Regions from separate parts of the Homo sapiens genome. Here region 1 is linked to region 2. A link is a loop called in an ENCODE intact Hi-C map of the cell type or tissue named here. Cell type or tissue: HCT116. All regions are shown on one strand.

Evidence for each region. Hi-C counts contacts between places; a loop is a spot of excess contacts. Peaks named below come from ENCODE experiments on the same cell type or tissue, not always from the same donor. Only the 100,000 strongest peaks of a DNase experiment are listed, where the experiment ranks them.
Region 1: it touches region 2 in a loop (2.5-fold over the local background); 2 of 110 quality-filtered maps call a loop at or near these places.

What each region holds. Positions count from the first base shown.
Region 1 is chr14:102,654,016-102,656,515 of GRCh38, reverse strand. All of the region lies in intron 2 of RCOR1 (REST corepressor 1), which reads right to left. Among named protein-coding and RNA genes, the nearest start is that of RCOR1, 63 kb to the right of the region's middle. In HCT116, no CTCF peak of the experiment used is centred here; no DNase peak of the experiment used is centred here; H3K4me3 peaks cover 879 bases; H3K27ac peaks cover 1,205 bases.
Region 2 is chr14:102,523,217-102,525,716 of GRCh38, reverse strand. LOC105370680 (a long non-coding RNA gene) reads right to left here. Exons shown (of 4, transcript XR_944239.2): 2 at 309-456. Among named protein-coding and RNA genes, the nearest start is that of ANKRD9, 15 kb to the right of the region's middle. RefSeq lists a silencer at 875-1,174. In HCT116, a CTCF peak has its summit at 1,061 (motif pointing left); DNase peaks (open chromatin) are centred at 236 and 926; H3K4me3 peaks cover 1,352 bases; H3K27ac peaks cover 1,594 bases.

The sequences.
Region 1 (2,500 bases), 130 kb before region 2:
GTGACAGAGTGAGACTCCATCTCAAAACAAACAAATAAACAAAAAAACAGAAACATTTTCTTAAAAATGTCTCAGCTTGGCGGGACACCGTGGCTCACACCTATAATCCCAATACTCAGGGAGGCTGAGCAGGCGGATCGCTTGAGGTCAGGAGTTTGAGACCAGCCTGGCCTACATGGTGAAACCCTACCTCTACTGAAATACAAAAATTAGCTGAGTGTGGTGGCACATGCCTATAATCCTAGCTACTCAGGAGGCTGAGGCAGGAGAATCGCTTGAACCCGGGAGGTGGAGGTTGCAGTGAGCCTAGATCACACCACTGCACTCCAGTCTGGGCGACACAGCGAGACTCTGTCTCCAAAAAAAAAATAAAAAAAATAAAAAAATCTCAGCAAAGTGATTTCAAAGAATGAAAAGAATCTGTTTCCACTCAAATAAATGGGTACATCAAGAAACATTACAACTTACACAAGCTTAATCTTAATTTTGGAATCCACTGCATTAGTTGGTTCATAGGTTTATTTCACGTGTGTGTGTGTGTGTGTGTGTGTGTGTGTGTGTGTGACAAAAAGTCTCACTCTGTTGCCCAGGCTGGAGTGCAGTGGCGCGATCTCGACTGACCGCAACCTCCACCTCCCAGGTTCAAGGAATTCTCTTGCCTCAGCCTCCTGAGTAGCTGGGATTACAGACGCCTGTGACCACACCCGGCTAATTTTTGTATTTTTAGTAGAGACGGGGTTTCACCATGTTGGCCAGGCTGGTCTTTAACTCCTGACCTCAGGCAATTCGCTCGCCTCAGCCTCCCAAAGTGCTAGGATTACAGGTATGAGCCACTATGCTCAGCCTTCTCCTTCATTTTTTTGTTTCATACATACAACCAGTGGGAGATAGGGGACAGACAAGCTAGAAGGAAATATTTATTGATCACCTATTATGTGCCAGACACTTTCACAAATATGAGCTTGTAATCTTCGCAACTTTCTGAACTATTAATAGATACCTAAAGCAGTGCTTAAAAATTAAGACTATAAAAAACATAGGAAAATACTGTGATAAAGCAAAAACAAAAGCAAATTATAAAACATGCCATAGTTAAGGTATTGAGAGGAAGGAATGTCAATGAGCTTCACAAAGGGAAAAATGCCCATGAGTCATTCAGCTTCCTGCCATTCTAAAGTAAAGTACAACAGGTCAGATATTCTCCAGTATTTAAACAGAATCCTTGTAGAAAATAAATCAGAAAACTGCCTCCAGGAAGGGAAAATGGAAGGCCAGGAATGCCTAAGAAATGTACTTCTCTTGTGCATAACCCTTTTGCATCTTTTAATTTTGTACCATATGCCTGTATTGCCTATCCAAATATTCAACAAAATTTAGCTTAAAAAAAAAAAAAAAAAAAAAAAAAGGTTGTCCGCGGTGGTGAATGCCAGAGACCCCAGCACTTTGGGAGGCTGAGGAGGGAGGATGGCTTGAGGCCAGGAGTTTGAGACCACCCTGGGCAACATGGCAAGACCTTATCTCTACAAAAAATGTTTTTAAAGTGAGCCAGGCTAGTGTCACCTACCTCCAGTCCCAGCTACTTGGGAGACTGAGACAGGAGGATCCTTTAAGCCCAGGAGACTGACACTGCAGCAAGCCTTGATCATGTCACTGCACTCCAGCCTAGGTGACGAAGAGATCTTGTCTCAAAAAAAAAGGAAAAGAACAGGAAAAAAAAAAAAAAAAAAAACTCAACCACAGGGAAAGAGGTGTGGCCAAGATACCAATTCTATATTTTTTTTCTTTTTTTAAAAATTTTTTTCTTTATTTTCTTGTAGAGACAGGTTCTCACTATCTTGCCCAGGCTGGTCTCAAACTCAGGCTCAAGTGATCCTCCCCATCTTCGCCTCTCAAAGTGCTGGTATTACAGGTGTCAGCTAGTGCGCCTGGCCTCATTAATTCTAAATTACAAAGATCAGACTTAATCATATTCCCTCTGCAGAGAACTGTGGTTCCAACAAACACACTACTCCCTAGGCCACCCACATCATGAAAAGGTGTGTGTCATCGGAAACCCACAGCCATTATGCGGCATTACTCAAATACTAAATGACAAGCTCAAATTAGAACTACATCTTGTCTTTTACCTACTCTTCATTTTTACCCAAGTGCCTGGCTCAAAATGGAAACTGTATTTTACATGATGGCTATTGTATTAGTCTGTTCTCACACTGCTATAAAAAAATACCTGGCCGGGCGCAATGGCTCAGACCTGTAATCCCGACACTTTGGGAGGCTGAGGCGGGCAGATCACCTGAGGTCAGGAGTTCGAAACCATCCTGGCTAACACGGTGAAACCCTGTCTCTACTAAAAATACAAAAAATTAGCCAGGCGTGGTGGCAGGCACCTGTAGTCCCAGCTACTCGGGAGGCTGAGGCAGGAGAATGGCGTGAACCCGGGAGGCAGAGCTTGCAGTGAGTGGAGATCGCACCACTGCACTCCGGCCTGGGCGACAGAGCC
Region 2 (2,500 bases):
AAGGAAAAGAAAGAAGGAAGGAAAGAAGAAAGGAGGCAGGGAGGGAGGAAGGAAGGAAGGAAGGAAGGAAGGAAGGAAGGAAGGAAGGAAGGAAGGAAAAAAAAAGCGTACAGTTCAATCTAAGCCGAAACTCCATACCCATTAAACAATACCTCCCCATTCACGGCTCCTCCCAGCCCCTGGCAACCACTATTCTACTTCCTGTCTCTCTGAATTTGACTACTCTGGACACAGAATGTAAGTGGAATCCTACAGTATTTGTCTTTTTGTGACTAGCTTATTGCACTCCGCATAATGTCAGGGTTCACCTTTCATCCATGTTGCAGCATATGCAGAATTTCCTTCTTTCTGCGGTTAAAGAGCTCTCCACTGTCCGTATAGACTGTTTGCTCACCCCTTCACCCGTCCGTGGACCCGTGGGCTGCTCCCACCTTTTGGCTGTTGGGAACGCTGCTACTGTGAAAGTGGGTGTGCAAATGGAAGAACATTATTTTGATGGTGTTGAATTTGGTTTAACCCATATTAGAGCAAACATAAGGAGCACAGCAAACATCACAGATATGAGATGAATGCTTAGGGTGCGGCTGCAGTGACGAAGTGATTTCAGGTCAATCACGAAAGGGTGACAGCGGACAGGATGAGAGTCGCCAGGAGCCAGCGAGAATGACTTCGGTTTGAGAAAGTCTAAGCTGGGTCAAGCCAAGGAGGAGCCCAGGCCACTCGCCCCGCGTCTCCCTCGCCGGGATCCCCTCCTCGGACCTCCCCCTCCTGTCTCCGGGCTAGCCCTTCTGCCTGCGGCTACCACACTCCCCTGGGGCAGCTTTGGCCCCGGGTTCCAGGAAAGCATCTGATTGGCCGTGTTCTCACTAGGCCAGCCCTGATAGATCACTGGCCAGCCTATGGATAGGCTCCCCTCAGTCAGATGCCCATGCCTGGTCCAATCAGCGGTGGGAAGCCGGGAGGGTCGGGGAAGTAGCTGTGGCTGGCGGGGCTCCCAACTCCTGCAGGGACTCCTGGCGGGTCCAAGGTGAAGCCCGGCCAGTCTCAGGCTTCACAGCGCCCCCTGGTGGTCCGGGGCGGAGGCGGGGAGGAGCCCAGGCAGCCGCAGGGCGAGGCTCAGGGCAGGCGTGGAGGCTCAGATCCGTAATCTCAGCACTTTGGAAGCCAAGGGGGGAGGATCGCTTGAGATTGGGAGTTTGAGGCTAGCCTGGGCAACATAGTGAGACCCCCTATCTCTACTAAAAATTAAATTTAAAAAAAGGGGGTCAAGGTCTGAGCATGGCTGACTCCACTCTGGACTCCATACCTGAGGGTAACCAAGGGAAGGGTGTTGGGGAGCGGTCCTGCCTGGGGCTGACCCCCCAGAACCTGCCCAGCTCCCCTTCTATCTGGGGCTGGGGGAGTTGGTTAGTGCGGGGTGGGGTGCGGGGACCCAGAACCCCCCAAAGCTGCTCTTCTCTCCCGGGCAGCCTCTGCCTTCTCCCAGCCCCCCTTTCATCACTCAGGGAGCCCTGAAAGTGAGGACCTCAGGTACTGTGCGTTTCCTAACCTCGCCTCAATCCTGGGTGTCCTGTTTGGACTCTGGGGCCCTCTGCGCGGCTCTCAGCGAATCTCTCAGCACAGGGGTGCATGGGTACCCCGCCCTTTGGTTCCAGGCTCAAGTCAGTGGCACCGTGTCCCCTCCAGGCCAGAGAGAGGGGTCTGCTCCCAGCGGTTCGTGGGCGGCTGGGGCTGGCGCACACCCTCTCTGCCTTTCCCTCCCGAAGCGCCGCCGTGGGCCAGGCCCCACCCGAACGGGGAGCGTCCCTAATTGCCCTGCACTAATTGCAGCTTCACCTGCGCGGCTGGGCTGGCCTCCCCTGAGCCTGGAGCTTGTTATTGGAAATAAGCCGATTTCTCCAGTTTGGGAGAATTCAGACTTGGGGGTTGAACTACTTGTGATTTGGGGCATTTATCATTGAAAATAGGCCTCGTTCCCTCACGGAGAGTTTTCTGTAAACAACTCGGCGCCACACATCCAGGCTCGCGTATCCGGGGCCCTGGGACCACACACAGGCCCCAAGGGTTTGGGGGCTGAAACCGGGAAGGTTCAGGGCTGCCTCCAGCATTGACCGGGTCTCAGCTGAGCCACAGCCCATCTGAAGGCTTAACGCAAGCTCTGGCTCTTTTTTTCTCTTTCTTTCTTCCTTCCTTCCTTCCTTCCTTCCTTCCTTCCTTCCTTCCTCCCTCCCTCCCTCCCGTCTCTTTTTTTCTTTCTCCTTTCCTTCCTTCCTTCCTTCCAGCCACAGCCCATCTGAAGGCTTAGCCCAAGCTCTGGCTCTTTTTTTCTTTCTCCCTCCTTCCTTCCTTCCTGCCACAGCCCATCTGAAGGCTTAGCTCAAGCTCTGGCTCTTTTTTTCTTTCTCTCTTCCTTCCTCCTTCTCCCTTCCCCTCCTCTTTCCTTTCTTTTTGACAGAGTTTCACTCTTTCACCCAGGCTGGAGTGAAGTGGCTCACTGCAA